Linked DNA regions of Homo sapiens: region 1 is linked to region 2. Evidence: chromatin loops called from intact Hi-C (ENCODE). Cell type or tissue: CD14-positive monocyte. All regions are shown on one strand. Links, peaks and the distances in the headings refer to the core of each region. The heading gives the core; the rest is flanking DNA.

Evidence for each region. Hi-C counts contacts between places; a loop is a spot of excess contacts. Peaks named below come from ENCODE experiments on the same cell type or tissue, not always from the same donor. Only the 100,000 strongest peaks of a DNase experiment are listed, where the experiment ranks them.
Region 1: a loop joins it to region 2, with 4 times the contacts of the local background. A loop is called at or near these places in 13 of 110 quality-filtered maps.

The regions. Positions count from the first base shown.
Region 1 is chr1:100,462,498-100,465,355 of GRCh38, reverse strand. It overlaps CDC14A (cell division cycle 14A), which reads right to left. Exons shown (of 16, transcript NM_003672.4): 9 at 2,475-2,705. Among named protein-coding and RNA genes, the nearest start is that of GPR88, 74 kb to the left of the region's middle. RefSeq lists enhancers at 1,219-1,308, 2,587-2,858. In CD14-positive monocyte, for the core only: CTCF peaks have their summits at 1,256 and 1,457; DNase peaks (open chromatin) are centred at 1,205 and 1,435; H3K4me3 peaks cover 734 bases; H3K27ac peaks cover 711 bases.
Region 2 is chr1:100,542,113-100,545,031 of GRCh38, reverse strand. No RefSeq gene overlaps it. Among named protein-coding and RNA genes, the nearest start is that of GPR88, 5.4 kb to the right of the region's middle. In CD14-positive monocyte, for the core only: CTCF peaks have their summits at 946 and 1,159; a DNase peak (open chromatin) is centred at 1,171.

The sequences.
Region 1 (2,858 bases), core at 359-2,858, 80 kb after region 2:
AAAGATATTACCACATGTAAATGTGACTATCCTATACAAGAACTGACTTCAATGTTAAAGGTTCTGATTTAAAATAAAAACATCTACAATACAGACTGGGTACGGTGGCTCACACCTGTAATCCCCGCACTTTGGGAGGCTGAGGCAGGTGGATGACCTGAGGTCAGGAGTTCAAGACCAGCCTGGCCAACATTCTCCTGAGGTTAGGAGTTCAAGACCAGTTCTGGCCAGCAGAACCCCATCTCTACTAAAAATATAAAAAATTAGCCAGGAGTGGTGGTGGGCACCTGTAATTCCAGATACTTGGGAGGCTGAGGCAGGAGAATTGATTGAACCTGGGAGGCAGAGGCTGCAGTGAGCTGAGATCGCACCATTGCACTCCAGCCTGGGTGACAGAGCGAGACTCTTTGTCTCAAAAAAAAAAAAAAAGAAAAGAAAAGAAAAGAAATTTGCAATATAAAATAAATACATATATTTTTTAAAAGGTAAACATTCACAGGTCAAGGATATAGAGAAAATATCTGTAATAAGAATGTTTAACACCAGAGAGTTTTCTTTGCACAAGGTCTCTCAGGTGAGAAATACTATCAAGAAACACACTGAGTTTTAATGAAAGCTTTGCAGTTCTTCTCCTTTGAATGTGTCAATCCAAGATACGGATGGCTAATCCACAGATAAACTCTACGACGTAGTAATAATAAAACTACTTGAACTAAGAAATAAGGCCAAATTAATCTCAGGAAAAAATACAATTTTTATGGCACAAAACTAAAGTTTGAAAGAGAAGATAGGATTATCTCCTGCTAAACGTTGATATAAACGTTCCCATTAGCTCTCAAGTTCTATTGCTGTTTAAAATACGTGACATGTGGGCTTTTTCTTGGACCTGGGCAATACTGAACAAAATGCAATGGAAAAGCAAACAGGGTGCAAATGAATCACATGGGGACAAGCCAACACACTGGCACCCCACTGTGGCCTGAAAGCAGCACCCACAAATGAGCCAGCAAGTGACACCTTCCTAACAGACTCCACGCCAGAGACAAGATATCCCACAAAGCCAGGGCCCATCCTGCTAGCTAATGGGGAGGGTGGGGAGGGAGAGCTCTGCCCACCCAGGAGGAGGGAGCCTGGCATGGGGAGCCCTGCTCCAAACCCAGGCCACGTGCTGCTCATTTCCATCTCTCTGGGTCTCTGGGAAACCGCAGCTTCCCATTTTTGCTCACATGTTCACAAAGTACCTCCACCTACTCAAATCTTAAACATAGAAACAAGGGCCTACAAAACGGCATTTTAATTTCTGTCAGAACCAAAGCCATACTCGTCTGAATAAGTCAGTTACAGCAGCACTAGGCACATGAAAAGAACAGCACCCTCCCCAACACCTACTAGATGATTAGCATAAAATGAGAGGGAAACCGGGTCTAGACCCAAAACCATAAGCACAGCACCACCCAGCGACACTAGGAGGAGCTGCACATGAGGAACTCGAGGCTCCAGCCCAGGGCGGCCCTAGTGATTTCTCCTCGCTGAAATCAAAGACCCAGTAAAATATCTGGAATATTTCCAGTATTATCCATACCGAAAGATCTGGAATGGAGTGGATTTTAAGCCTCCTCGAAGTCAAACAAGCTTAGAGCAAATGGCATGTCATATTTTCTGAGTAGCTGACATGGGGTTGCCAGATAAAATACAGAATGCATGTTCCCTGCAATATTTGGGACATATTTATACTTTTTGTTTTAAAAGTATTCATTGTTTATCTAACTTTCAAATTTAATTAGGCAGCCTGTATTTTTATTTGCTAAATCTGGCAATCCTAAACCTTCTATAGTCTGAACAATTCCTGCCCCAAAGTATCCACCCCCAGAGATCAGAGATTTTTGCAAAACAAACTCTTTAAGTTTATTCCATGAGGCAGCATCACATCAGCAGCATTGTAAGCTAGCGGATTGCCCCTAGCAACAGGCATGGAAGACGCTCTGCTCCATGAAGCCAAAGACTAGGAGGGGAGGGAAAAGCAGAGACTGGAATGGGGGTCCAGATAACTGGGTCATAAAACAGAACCACGACAGTGCAAGAGGATGGAGAAGAGATGGGCAATTCTGAAAAAAAACAAAGGAGAGAGGAAAACTAACAACCCTTGTCTCTTGAGAATTTTACCTGTTTAAAGGTGTTCCTGCAGCCTAAAGACACTGCTACTGTGTTTCCCCTCATTGTGGCACGTGGGCCTGGAAAGGTAAGGTCTGAAAAACTGGCATATCAAGAAAGCCACACCACCACCAATTGTCCACACCCAAGCAATCGTTTCTTTAAGAAGGGGTTATTAAAATGAGTTTGTGTCCCAGTTGTCTGAAATTTAAAACCTCATTGTTTTTCTAAGACACTAAACAGGTTTTGTTTTATGTTATTTGCTCTTCCTTGGCCCGCCCCTTCGATAAGCACAGCCACCACCACCGAGGCCTTGCACACACCTTTGCAGTGAACGGCGATGGCCCCTTCGGTGTTCTCACAGATGTTCAGGAACCTTCGCACGATGTTGTCACTGGGTGTGCTGCCATCTATGAAGAAGAGGTCATAGTGCTCGAAGCCAGCGTCTGTGAAGCGCTTTGCCTCATAAATCTTTTTGTTTAGCCTCACAACTGCAGTCACATTATGCTTTTTGAAATAAGGAAAGTAGGCTTCAGGGGCGTGAAGAGGATAACCTAAAGGAACAAAGGAGCAGTAAGCAAAAGGCATGCATTTCATCTTCCACAACCCAGAAATACAAAACTCTCAACAATGAAGTGTATAAATCTCAACAAAGCTTGGGAGGAAAGTGTGTTGTGTGAGAGAAGAGGTCACAGCAAGCTCCTACA
Region 2 (2,919 bases), core at 136-2,635:
CTATTGTTGCATTAGTCAGTGCGAACAGCGCTTGGATATGACAGGTGTATAAATCACCCTCGCTGACAGCACCAACAGCATGTGACTTACAATGCTGATAATCCCACAAGGTATTACTCTGGAATATCTTTTGGTAAGATATAAGGTGGGACCTAGGATTTATTCTTGGGTCTAGTTCATTAAGAGAACAATAAACATTCAAGGGAAAGGACCAAACCTTTTTTCTTTTAAAATTACTGTCTTCAACTATAAACATGTATTAAATATACGGTATATTTCAGAGAACTGGTTACAAAAAGATAGAAGACAGTATTTGCCCTTAAAAGTCAAAGGAATTGAAAAATAAAAACAAAACAAAACCAAAAACCTTTTCCTATCTGTTTTTGAAGACAAGACATGCACATTGAGAAAGAGACAATAGGAGAAGGGGATATGTGGTCAGAACAAAGTGGTACAGGCGGTTCTTTGGAGACAGAGCTTATGGCTGTGGTGGGAGCTCTAAGGAGGAGACAGAAACTAAATGAGTCTTCTTGGAAGGCAGGATGGAGGCTAGATAAGTGATGAAAAGTTAGGACATCCCAGAAATGTCTTTGGATACACCAAGTCTCAGACACAGAACATGGGCCATGTTTCAAAGGTAGTGTATACATCAACCAGGCAACAGCCAAGGATGCAAGTATGGGAGAGATAGGTTTGGGAAGTTAGGGAATGGCCACATCATGGAGAGAATTTTACTCTTGACTTTAAAATTCTTATTTTATCCTACAGCCCAGTATTTACAACCTCATGCTCTGCAGTCAAAGACTTGAATCCCAGCCCATCCATTTAATCATTCTGTGACCGTAGGAATGTTACTTTTCTTTCTTTACTTTTCTCCTTTTTTCTTTATTTTTTTAGTTTAGTTTCACTTTTTTTAACTTGTCATTATGAAAAATTTCAAAGATACAGCACAAAAGTAGAGAAAACTGTGCAATGAATGCCTCCCCATGTACCCATCACTCCCCTTCCACAATCATCAATATCCAACCTCTTGTTTTATATAAATCCATCCTACTCCCTCCTCACCATCCTCCTCACCTATTGCACCAGGCAGGATATGATTAAGTATCTGGGCACTCTGTGTGTGGCACCTGTTTAAAAAGTCCCTGAAGATGGGAGGGGCTAGGAAAGGATGCCTCTAGAGGGCGTATGTGCAAGCTGTATTGGAAGCAGTATTGCCCTTAGAGAATGTGGGAACCCAGCCTGGGTCTCAGGCCTTAAAAGCTCTGCTTCTGCCCTTTTCTGGCTACCCTTCCCAAAGGGAAAGAAGTCCCAATGAAATGTGCCCACTCAGAGCCTGTGCCTCCCGCAACAGGAGCTGGTACTTGGAACCCAGGAATTCCATGCCCAAATGGCTCGAGGCCACTCCCAGGGGATGCTCTGGCCCCTGCTTGTGTTCCACCATTAGGTCCCAGTAGTGGCAAGGTGGCTAGTGAGGGAATGGTTGTAGGCAGAACTGGGAATTGTGGGCTGAGTCATACACCTATGTATGAGGACCCTTGAGATGTTAAAATGGAGGGGGGAAGAAAGGGTCCTCCCACCTTGTTCCTGAAGACTGAGAGCTCCATCTGGAGCTCCACTCTTGCCCAGCAACCCACAAACTTTAAGGACAGGCCTCAAAAGTAAGGGATATCTACAATTTTTCTCAGTGTTCTTGAATTTAACTTATGCTACTGATGTCTTTTGTCAAGTCAGCTCCTAGGACTACTAAAGAGCCAGATGAGCATTGTCTGAATGCTGGGAGACAGAAGAAAGGTCACACATGAGACAGTGAAGTTGACCAATGTGGTTATTATCAGAAAAACAAGCTTGCACTGCCCATTAGTTTAAAGCAAGCTGACATTCCATTGGTAAGCAGGTCTTTTCAAGGACTTTCTCTATGTGAGGATTAAAATAAGCCCCTTCCCCCTTCCTCAGCCCCACTCTATCCTCCAACTGGGTCCTCCTGAAAAAAAAACAATACCCCCATTGTAGAAATTTTCTCCCTAATTCTGAGACACAGGAAAACTTGTCTGATCTTGGAACCCTCCCTGTCTTGTTTAAAACAAAGATCACCTGTGGATGCTTTTGTGAAAAACAATTCTTGTTTATTCACATACTACAATTTGGAAGAAGGGAAGTGCTAGGGGTAATATGTAATTCTATTACATCCTAGAATTTAGCTATTTAAAATGCAAGGGGAAGAGAGGCAGGTGCTATATGTCTTAACAGGCATATATCTAAAGGGAGAAAAAAGTAGAAAAGGCAAAATAGGGAAGCCCACAACAGCAATTAGGATTTTTTTTATTCCTGAGTGGATAATACGTGGTTTCATTTAAATAAAAACATGATCTCTGTTAATTTGTAAATCCAACAACTCCAACACTCACAGCTAGTGCCCTGGTAAGCCATTTTCAGACACATCATTACTACCTTGAAATTAAAAGTGAATCAGTCCTGTGGAGTTAATTACCAGTAAATTAAGCTAAAGTAGGTCTCCCATTGGCATGGAGCCAGTATAAGATGATTCTCAGTGCTAGCCAGAAACATTGCAAGATATCAAGATACCACTTGGAAAGCTGACTTCATATGCGTGGCAGATGTTTATAGGAATAGCGGGGGAAGTCATTCACAGCCATTTACAGTGAGAAACAGAGATAAAGTTCTAATTAAAAGAAGACCTTTTTGACAGAGACTTAGAAAAGCATCCCCCCTCCAGCCCCACCCCAAAAGGAAAATTCTCAGCTCTCTGTTGTTGTAACTTATTCCCCAACACTTACAGAAAGGAAATTTTACCTATTTCTCTTTGATGCTGGTATGTGGGCCTTATTTAATTATATAAAGTAGAAATAACTGTACAAACTAAAATTAGATAAAGCCAGCAAGAAGAAGTTACTTTCA